3 separate regions of the Homo sapiens genome follow, and all the other regions are linked to region 1. A link is a contact called in ENCODE Hi-C or POLR2A ChIA-PET data. All regions are on one chromosome and are shown on one strand. The core of a region is the stretch at or near the end of the contact, and the rest is flanking DNA. Distances in the headings are between cores, read along the strand shown.

What was found. Hi-C counts contacts between places; a loop is a spot of excess contacts on that map. ChIA-PET counts read pairs that join two places held with the same protein, here RNA polymerase II (POLR2A). Pooled maps may share reads with other maps.
Region 2: a pooled map shows a loop between it and region 1 (2.4-fold over the local background). The contact joins two enhancer-like sites. A Hi-C loop is called at or near these places in 1 of 50 pooled maps. POLR2A ChIA-PET finds 5 or more read pairs at or near these places in 3 of 52 experiments (AG04449, AG04450 and activated CD8-positive, alpha-beta memory T cell).
Region 3: a loop to region 1 is called in a pooled map, with 2.6 times the contacts of the local background. The contact joins the promoter of PTENP1-AS here to the enhancer-like site in region 1. A Hi-C loop is called at or near these places in 1 of 37 single-sample maps with no recorded cell type and 2 of 50 pooled maps.

Annotation. Positions count from the first base shown.
Region 1 is chr9:33,777,143-33,780,832 of GRCh38, forward strand. The region is part of intron 3 of UBE2R2-AS1 (UBE2R2 antisense RNA 1); the gene reads right to left. It also overlaps a transcript of PRSS3 not described here. Among named protein-coding and RNA genes, the nearest start is that of PRSS3, 17 kb to the right of the region's middle. RefSeq lists an enhancer at 1,941-2,000. Within about 2 kb of position 1,774, at least 3 of the 41 ENCODE cell types and tissues checked have a DNase peak (open chromatin) inside an H3K27ac peak, as active enhancers do.
Region 2 is chr9:33,869,649-33,873,111 of GRCh38, forward strand. The region is part of intron 1 of UBE2R2 (ubiquitin conjugating enzyme E2 R2); the gene reads left to right. Among named protein-coding and RNA genes, the nearest start is that of UBE2R2-AS1, 53 kb to the left of the region's middle. Within about 2 kb of position 2,016, at least 2 of the 41 ENCODE cell types and tissues checked have a DNase peak (open chromatin) inside an H3K27ac peak, as active enhancers do.
Region 3 is chr9:33,675,164-33,678,751 of GRCh38, forward strand. PTENP1-AS (PTENP1 antisense RNA) reads left to right here and starts at 2,105. Exons shown (of 4, transcript NR_103745.2): 1 at 2,105-2,346; 2 at 2,927-3,124. It also overlaps the pseudogene PTENP1.

The sequences.
Region 1 (3,690 bases), core at 524-3,023:
TTAAAGTGCTACAAGAAATAGAAAAAGTAAACCCAGAATTTGATATAAAATATTCAGCAAAAAATTAAAATACCACAGTAAAGTTATCTGAATATAAATAAAAATTAAAATATTCATTGGCAGTAGAACTACATGATAGTAAATGGCAATGGAATTCTCTTAGGTAAAAAAGAAATAATACCAGTTGGAAGCTTGGATTGTGAGGAAGAAATGAAGAGCACAAGAAGTAGTGAAATGTAGTCAGATAGTAAAGAGTCTTAGGTCGAGCCACCGCGGCTCAAGCCTGTAATCCCAGCACTTTTGGGAGGCGGAAGCGGGCGGATCATGAGGTCAGGAGATCGATACCATCCTGGCTAACACGGTGAAACCCCGTCTCTACTAAAAATACCAAAAAAAAAAAAAAAAAAAAAATTAGCCGGGCGAGGTGGTGGGTACCTGTAGTCCCAGCTACTCTACTCGGGAGGCTGAGGCAGGAAAATGGCGTGAACCCGGGAGGCGGAGCTTGCAGTGAGCCGAGATCGCGCTACTGCACTCCACCCTGGGCGACAGAGCGAGACTGCGTCTCAAAAAAAAAAAAAAAAAGTAAGACTAGTTAAAGTAAAAACTTCATCATTGTATTATAGGATATATAAAATATATGTAATACAGAATGACACTAAAACTTAAAGGACGGGAGTAGGAAAAACATCTATTAGTTGCAAATTTCTTATATTTTAAGTAAACTTCTACAATACAGTAAGTAGACAAATAGTTTTAAATGTATCATTCTTTATTTTCCAGAATAGCCCTGAAAATATTAAAGAGGTATAGCAAAAAGCCAATAAATAAAAATCAAAACAGAATCCAAAAATATTATTCAAATATTTAAATAGAGTCTATTCTAGGAGCCAGTTTGGTCTAACATTAAAAAAATCAATCAATGTAACTCATCTTATTAACACATTTTAAAAAATCTATTTGATTATACCTACAGATAGAAAAAATTTGGTAAAATCCCAAACTCATTTATGATAAAAACACTCAGAAAATTAGGTTGAAAAAAGGGACTTCTTCAATCTAATAAAGGCACCTGAAAGAAACCAACAGCTTATGTCACACTTAATGAGAGAAATATTAAACGTCTTCCCATTTTTATTTCTTAAATACTAAACATGTTCAAGATCATAAAGAAGTCAATAATGTTCACTCTTAACCACTTCTATTCCATATTGTACTGATGCATAAAGACAAGAAAAATACTAAAAAGCTGAAGATCAAAGGATAAGGAAAACCTTTTTCAGAGATGAAAGGACTACTTACATCCAAATATTTAAAAAACTATACATTAACTACTCAAATTAATAAGTGCATACCTTAATTTATTATTACAACATATAAAAATTATATTTTGTATACTAATGGTAAACAATTGGATAATTCAATTTTAAAACCTAAATTTATATTAAAAACAAAATATTTAAATTTAGCAAAAGGCATGCAAGACTTGTATACAGAAAAATAAAAATAGTTGCTAAAGGAAATGAAAGACAGTTTTAAAATATAGAAGTATAAATCATGTCCATGGATTGTTGCAGCCTCTGCCTCAGGAGTCCCCTGCAGCCTGGAACACCTAACAAAAGAAATGCAGGTGCAGTGCCAGGGATTGGAGGTGATTCCCCACAAGTCCTAGGAGCAAACCTTGTGAGGGGGCCATCTCTCTCCCCCACCCACCTCAGAGCATGCCTGTGAACAAGAAAGTACAAGAGCCACACAAGCTGGGTGTTAGCCTAGCTATCGGCCATTACTCTTAAGCGCCATCTACTGGATCACGGCACAAACTACCACACTAAAATTATCATGCTAATTATATATGCAAGATGTGAAACCAGGTGCAAGAATTCACCCACATATGCGGATTCTGTACAGAGCCCTGGCCCTCTGAAAGCATCCAGAAATGAATCCAACTGACCATACTCAACTTACCCCGCAGTTAAAGGAACACCAACCCTATCAGATGAGAAAGAATCAGCACAAGAACTCTGGCAATTCAAAAAACCACAGCATCCCCTTACATCCAAATGGATCACTAGCTCCCTAGAAATGGTTCTTAACCAGTCTGAAATAGCTGAAATGACAAACACAAAATTCAGAATCTGGATAGAAAGGAAGCTCATTGAGATTCAGAAGAAATTTGAAACTCAATCCAAGGAATCCAAGTAACCCGGTAAAATGATCCAAGAACTGAAAGATGAAATAGCCATTTTGAGAATCAGAATAAACTTCTAGAGCTCAAAAATTTACTACTAGAATTTAATAATGCAATTCTGCTGTAAATTCTGCTGTAAATTATTAATTAACAGCAGAACAGACCAAGCTGAGGAAAGAATCTCAGAGCTTGAAGATCAGTTCTTTGAATCAACTTAGATGAAAATTAAGACAAAAGAATTTAAAAAATGAACAAAACTGGCTGGGCGCGGTGGCTCACGCCTGTAATCCCAGCAGTCTGGGAGGCCGAGGCCGGCAGATCACGAGTTCAGGAGATCGAGACCATCCTGGCTAACATGGTGAAACCCCGTCTCTACTAAAAATATAAAAAAACTAGCCGGGCATGGTGGCAGGTACCTATAATCCCAGCTACTCGGGAGGCTGAGGCAGGAGAATGGCGTGAACCTGGGAGGTGGAGCTTGCGGTGAGCCGAGATAGCGCCACTGCACTCCAGCCTGGGTGACAGAGCGAGACTCTGTCTAAAAAAAAAAAAAAAAAAAAAAAAAAAAACCTCTAACAAATATAGGATTATGTAAAGATATAAAATCTATGACTCATTGGCATTCCTGAAATAGGAGGAGAAAGAGTAAGCAATTTCAAAAATGTATTTGAAAAACACCAAAAAAATTGCCTAATCTTGCCAGAGAGGTTGAAATTCAATTCCAAGAAATACAGAGAACCCTGGCTAGTTACTATATAAGACAACTATCCCCAAGACACATAGTCGTCAGATTCACCAAGGTCAAGGTAAAAGAAAAAAAAATTCTAAAGGCAGCTAGAGTGAAGGGTCAAGTCACATACAGAGGAAACCCCATCAGGCTAGCCACAGACTTCTCAGCAGAAAACTTATACGCCAGAAGAGATTGGGAGACTATTTTCAGCATCCTGAAAAAAATTTAACTAAAAATGTTATATCCTGTCAAATTAAACTTCATAAATGAAGGAGAAATAAAATCCTTTTTAGACAAGCAAATGCTGAGGAAATTTATTTTAAGTAGACCATCCTTACAAAAGGTCCTTAAGGGAGTGCTAAATATGGAATCTAGAGAACCTGCTGCCATAAAACACTTGAGCACATAGCCCACAGGCACTATAAATCAACTATGCTGTCAAGTCTACATAACAACCAGCTAACAACATGGGTATGAAATCAAAATCACACCTATCAATACTAATCTTGAATATAAATGGGCTAAACACCTGCTTAAAAGACATTGAGTGGCAAACTGGATAAAAACACAAGACCCAACCATCACTGCCTTCAAGAGACCCATCTCACATGTAACAACACCCACAGGCTCAAAACAAAGAGAGGGGAAAATATCTATCAAGCAAATGAAAAACAAAAAAGGACAGGAGTTGCTATTCTTCTATCAGATAAAACAGATGTTAAACAATGAAGGGCATTACTATAATGATAAAGAGTACAATCCAACAAGGAGACCT
Region 2 (3,463 bases), core at 766-3,265, 93 kb after region 1:
CATGTTGGCCAGGCTCGTCTGGAACTCCTGACCTCAGGTGATCTGCCCACCTCAGCCTCCCAAAGTGCTGGGATTACAGGTGTGAGCCACCGTGCCTGGCCGGGACATAATGTTTTTTAATGACTTTTTGCTTATGCATTTTAGGGTACATCTTTGCCTAGATATTTTTTATTTTTAAATTATTTTTTGTTTTGTTTTTGTTTTTTTATTTTTTTGAGATGGAGTTTCGCTCTTGTTGCCCAGGCTGGAGTGCAATGGCGCGATCTCGGCTCACCGAAACATCCGCCTCCTGGGTTCAAGCGATTCTCCTGCCTCAGTCTCCTGAGTAGCTGGGATTACAGGAATGTGCTACCACACCCAGCTAATTTTTGTATTTTTAGTAGAGACTAGGTTTCACTATATTGGTCAGTCTGGTCTTGAAGTCCTGACCTCGTGATCCACCCGCCTTGGCCTTCCAAAGTGCTGAGATTACAGGCATGAGCCACTGTGCCCAGCCTTATTTTTATTTTTTTGAGATCGAATCTCGCTTTGTCACCTAGGCTGGAGTGCAGTGGCACACTCTCGGCTCATTGCCACCTCTGCCTCCTGGGTTCAAGCGATTCTCCTGCCTCAGACTCCTCAGTAGCTGGAATTACAGGCTCATGCCACCATTCCCAGCTAATTTTTGTATTTTTAGTAGAGATGGGGTTTCACCAAGTTGGCCAGGCTGGTCTCGAACTCCTGACCTCAGGTGATCTGCCCACCTCGGCCTCCCAAAATGGTGAGATTACAGGCGTGAGTTACCATGCCCGGCTTTTATTTTTATAATGTACTATGTTTGGGGAGAATAGGAAACCAAGGAAAGTTATGATGAGGGTACATTAAATTAAAAAGAGGATCTTGGGAGGAGCCAAGAAGTATGAGAACGAGTGAGTAGAAAAGTTAGAGCATTAGGAGACAGTGAAATTGGAGAACCCCAGGAAATAAAGTGGTTCAAGAAGACAAAATGATAAATGGGAAAATGCTTTTTGGTAGTCATAGATGACTGGAAAATTATCTACTCCTCAATAAATAGGTCATATGCATTTATGTCTATATTTTCTTAACTGTTAATTTCACAACTGAGTGAAGTGATACAGTTAGCTCAATGGCTGACATATAGTAAGCACTTAATGAGTATTATTTATCACTACTTGGATCTGTCATTGTTCACTTATTTCCTCAATATAGAAAACTGAGAGTTGTCCTTGAATTTTTCTTTCTCCTCAATCCCAATATTAAATCAATTACAGAGTCTCATTGACTATACTTCCTGTGTGTCTCAAAAATACGTTTTGTGTTTATTCCAACTGCCTCTGTCTTTGCTCACATGTGTAAGCCTTTCTGCATTATTTTTCCCTTTGCCTGTAAGGTCCCTTTCACCTTGGCCTCAATACTTGGCTCAAGTAGTACCCCTTTGTAAATTTTACCTGAATGTCTCAGCCAGAATTAGGCATTTATTTCACTGTGCTCTTTAAGCAACTAGTAGAGATTTCATTTGAGGCACTTAATTTGTAATCATTTATTTGCATGCCTGTCTTTTAATTAAAACATAGCCATTCAGGCATAGTGTTCTAAATATGTTTATTTCCTACCTCCCATATTGGTACATGGTAACATGTTTGGTTTTCAGTTAACAATATGTTGAGAAATTGAATAAGTGAAAATATTTACATAAATAGTGTTTGTATAACTAAAAATAGGTGTCTGATGAGTTCGGTGATTTCATTGAGGGTACACTTAGTCCATTGTCAGGGTGAGTTGAAACTTTAAAAATTAATTTAAATAGGATATGCTTGTGAGTGGTTCAGGCATTTTAGGGAGAACATATGTGGTAATGGTACAGAAATGTATTTTGGAGGTACTTGTTCTTTTTATTTATTTATTTTTAATTCTATTTGCGATGGACTAGAGGAAGTACTTGTTCTTATGAGTTTGCGTATTAGTCAAAAAAGATGTAAGGAGTTGCCCGAAAAAGAGCCTCTCAAGATTGTAATTAACTTCTGTAACAATTGCTTCTATTGAGTGACGTCTCAGATTCATTTCCGTATTTATTTTTTTTGAGACGGAGTCTCGCTCTGTCGCCCAGGCTGGAGTACAGTGGCGTGATCTTGGCTCACCGCAACCTCCACCTCCTGGGTTCGAGCAATTCTCCAGCCTCAGCCTCCTGAGTAGCTGGGACTACAGGTGTGTGCCACCATGCATGGCTAATTTTTTGTATTTTTTTAGTAGAGACGTGTTTTCACCATGTTAGCCAGGATGGTCTCCATTTCCTGACCTCGTGATCCGCCTGCCTCAGCCTCCCAAAGTGCTGGCATTACAGGTGTGAGCCACTGCACCCGGCCTATTTCCTGTATTTCTTGAGACAGCTGATATATAGGTCAAATTTAAAACTTTACCTCATGAATAATTTTTTTTTAATTAAAGACTATTTTTTTAGCTGGGCATGGTGGCTCAAGCTGGGATTACAAGCATGAGGCACCATGGGAGACTGAGGCAGGGGGATCTCTTGAGTCCAGGAGTTCGAGACCAGCCTGGGGAACATGGGGAACTATCTCTACCAAAAAAAAAAAAAAGTTATCCAGGCGTGGTGGTGTATACCTGTAGTTCCAGCTATTTGGGAGGCTGAGGCAGGAGATTCACTTGAGCCCAGAAGATTGAGGCTGCAGTGAGCTGTGATCATGCCATGGCACTGGTCTTGGTGACAGAGTGAGACCTTGTTTCAAAAGAAGAAAAAGACCCTCTTTCAGAGCAGTTTTTAGGTTAACAGCAAAATTGAGAGGAAGTTACAGATGATAATTTTTTTAAATGGTAAACTTCAATATTTAAAAATCGAGGCACCAGGCATGGTGGCTCACGCCTGTAATCCCGGCACTTTGGGAGGCCAAGGCGGGCAAATCACCTGAGGTCAGAAGGTCAAGACCAACCTGACCAACATGGAGAAACCCCGTCTCTACTAAAAATACAAGATTAGCAGGGCATGGTGGCACATGCCTGTAATTCCAGATACTCAGGAGGCTGAGGCAGGAGAATCGCTTGAACCTGGGAGGTGGAGGTTGCAGTGAGCCAAGACCGCACCACTGCACTCCAGCCTGGGCAACAAGAGCGAAACTCCATTTCAAAAAAAAAAAAAAAGATTTGGTGTGTGTATGAATTTGGTTAGCAGATAACGCTTTAGTACACTTGCTTAACGGTTTCAGAAATAAATGGTTAAGATTTCATATCAGGCCGGGCTCTGTGGCTCTCACCTGTAATCCCAGCACTTTAGGAGGCTGAGGCAGATGGATCACTTGGGGTCAGGAGTTTGAGAGCAGCCTGGCCAACATGGTGAAACCTCATCTCTACTAAAAATACAAAAATTAGCTGGATGTGGTGGCAGGCACCTGTAATCCCAGCTACTTGGGTGGGTGAGACAGGAGAATTGCTTGAGCCTGGGAGGTGGAGG
Region 3 (3,588 bases), core at 855-3,354, 100 kb before region 1:
AAAGTGCCATCTTTATTAATCCTAATTGAATTTTAAATGTCCTTTTGACACAAAAAGGTATATACATGACACAGCTACACAACCTTTTTTCAACTGGACAACAAGTGTCAAAACCCTGTGGATGTATAGGGTAAAACAAGATTGGTCACGAAAAGAGAATTGTTTCTATAACTGGTAATCTGACACAATGTCCTATTGCCATTAAAAAAAAAGGTCCCTTTTCAGTTTATTCAAGTTTGTTTTCATGGTGTTTTATCCCTCTTGATAAAAAAAAATTCAGACTTTTGTAATTTGTGTATGCTGATCTTCATCAAAAGGTTCATTCTCTGGATCAGAGTCAGTGGTGTCAGAATATCTATAATGATCAGGTTCATTGTCACTAACATCTGGTGTTACAGAAGTTGAACTGCTAGCCTCTGGATTTGACGGCTCCTCTACTGTTTTTGTGAAGTACAGCTTCACCTTAAAATTTGGAGAAAAGTATCGGTTGGCTTTGTCTTTATTTGCTTTGTCAAGATCATTTTTTGTTAAAGTAAGTACTAGATACTCCTTGTCATTATCTGCACGCTCTATACTGCAAATGCTATCAATTTCTTGATCACATAGACTTCCATTTTCTACTTTTTCTGAGGTTTCCTCTGGTCCTGGTATGAAGAATGTATTTACCCAAAAGTGAAACATTTTGTCCTTTTTTAGCATCTTGTTCTGTTTGTGGAAGAACTCTACTTTGATATCACCACACACAGGTAACGGCTGAGGGAACTCAAAATACATGAACTTGTCCTCCCATCGTGTGGGTCCTGAATTGGAGGAATACATCTTCACCTTTAGCTGGCAGACCACAAACTGAGGATTGCAAGTTCCGCCACTGAACATTGGAATAGTTTCAAACATCATCTTGTGAAACAACAGTGCCACTGGTCTATAATCCACATGATTCTTTACCAGGTAGCTATAGTAATACACATAGCGCCTCTGACTGGGAATAGTTACTCCCTTTTTGTCTCTGGTCCTTACTTCCCCATAGAAATCTAGGGCCTCTTGTGCCTTTAAAAATTTGCCCCGATGTAATAAATATGCATAAATCATTATACCAGTTCGTCCCTTTCCAGCTTTACAGTGAATTGCTGCAACATGATTGTCATCTTCACTTAGCCATTGGTCAAGATCTTCACAAAAGGGTTTGATAAGTTCTAGCTGTGGTGGGTTATGGTCTTCAAAAGGATATTGCGCAACTCTGTAATTAGATTTGGCGGTGTCATAATGTCTTTCAGCACAAAGATTGTGTATCTTGTAATGGTTTTTATGCTTTGAATCCAAAAACCTTACTACATCATCAATATTGTTCCTGTATACGCCTTCAAGTCTTTCTGCAGGAAATCCCATAGCAATAATGTTTAGATAAATATAGGTCAAGTCTAAGTCGAATCCATCCTCTTGATATCTCCTTTTGTTTCTGCTAACGATCTCTTTGATGATGGCTGTCCTGTCTGGGAGCCTGTGGCTGAAGAAAAAGGAGGAGAGAGATGGCAGAAGCTGCTGGTGGCGGGGCTCTGCAGGATGGAAATGGCTCTGGACTTGGCGGTAGCTGATGCCCCTCGCTCAGCCGCTGCTTGGCTCTGGACCGCAGCCGGGTAATGGCTGCGGCAGCAGCTGCTGGATGGTGGCAGCTACTGGGCCTGCTTCTCCTCAGCAGCCAGAGGCCTGGCAGCGGCGGCAGCGGAATGGGGAGAAGACGAATAATCCTCCGAACGGCTGCCTCCTCCAGCGGCCTCCGGAGCCCGGGCCACGGGGGGTGCGGCGGCGGCGGACGAGAGGTTTAAAACCGGCCCGGGTCCCTCCATGTGCCGCCGCCGCCGCCGCCGCCGCCGCCGTGTTGGAGGCAGTAGAAGGGGAGAGACCAACTCTCCGGCGTTCCCAGCCCTGGAAATGGTGACAGGCGACTCAGACCCCCTCCCTGGAGCTGCAGCCGCCGGGGCCACCGGGGGCGCCGCCGCCGCCGCTTCTCCCCCCGCTCCAGGAGGGGGAGGTGCCGCCGCCGCCGCGCCTCAGCCGGCTCCCGCCCAAGCCCACGGCTTCCACCTTCCCTTTCAGGAGAAGCCGAGGAAGAGGCTGCACAGTTAGAAAAGACGAAGAAGAAGCGAGAAACGCCGCCGCTGCCGGCGCCGCCCCCGCGGATGCTCACGGGTTGCTGAGAGGGGCTTCAGGCCGGGCCGGGCCGGGCCGCCGCCGCCGCCGCCGTCTCTGTCTCTCATCTCCCTCGCCTGAGCCCGGCCTCGCCTCACAGCGGCTCAACATTCAAACTTCCATCACGGCTGCAGCTTCTGAGAGGAGAGCATCTTCTAGGTTCGTAATCTATGTTGATCTTATGTTAATACCACACTCTGTTGATTATTGCAGCTTTATCGTATGTTTTAAAATTGGCTAGTGTAAGTCTTTTAATTGTGTTTTTCTTTTTCAAAATTGCCTTGACTATTCAAGTCCTAGGTATCACCATATAGGTTTAGGATCAGCTAGTCAATCTCTACAAAAGGTACTACTAGAATTTTGACAAGGATTGCCGTGTACTTATTGATAAATTTGGAGATAATTTCTATCTTAACAATACTGAGTCCTCCATGATCATGGAATGTTTTTTCCATTCTTTTTCATCTTTTAAAACTTATCTCAGCATTTTATATTTTTTCTATGTATAGGTCTTATATTTCTGTTGTTTAATATATTGCAAAGTGCTATTTTCTATACTGCAACTATAAAAATATTTTTCTTAATTTCACTTTTGGATTATTACTAGTATTAGAACACATATGATTTTTGTTATACATACTGTATCCTGACATCTTGCTAAATGGATTTGTTAGTTATAGAAGTTTCTTCGTAGATTTCACAGGAGTTTTGTTTTTGTTTTTGTTTTTCTTACATACAGGATCATGTAGTCGGAGATTAAAAAGAGTTCTACTTTTTCCTTTCCAACCTGGAAGCCTTTTATTGCAATTTCTTATCTGACTGTACTGTCTGATATCTCCAGTGCAAGGTTGAATAAAAGTAGTGAAAACAGACATTGTTACTTTGCTACCAAAATTATAGGCAAAGCATTCAGTCTTTTGAAGCTTTCATGTTTAAGGTGAGTGTTTTTTCATGCCGTTAATCAGGATGAGAAAGTTCAGTCTGTTCATAATTTGTTGAGATTTTATTATGATTGGGTACAGGTTATTTTGTCAAATTTATTTTATTGCATACACTGAGATAATATGATATGTTTTTTATTCTATTAATATGGTATATTACGTTAGTTGATTTTGGATGTCAAGCCAATCTTCCACTGGCAGGATAAATCCCACTTGGTCATAGTATATAATCGTTTTATATATTGCTAAATGAGGTTTGCTAATATTTTATGGAGACCATAGACATACTAGTTTGTAGTTTTCTTGTGATTTCTTTTATTAGTATCAAAGTAATTCTGACCTGTTAGGCTGAATTAGGAAATTGTGGACTGAACTGGGATGAATTTAGGAATAATCTTATTCTTTATTTTGTGAAAGTTTTTTTTTTTGTAGGAGTGGTATTATTATTTAAATATCTGAT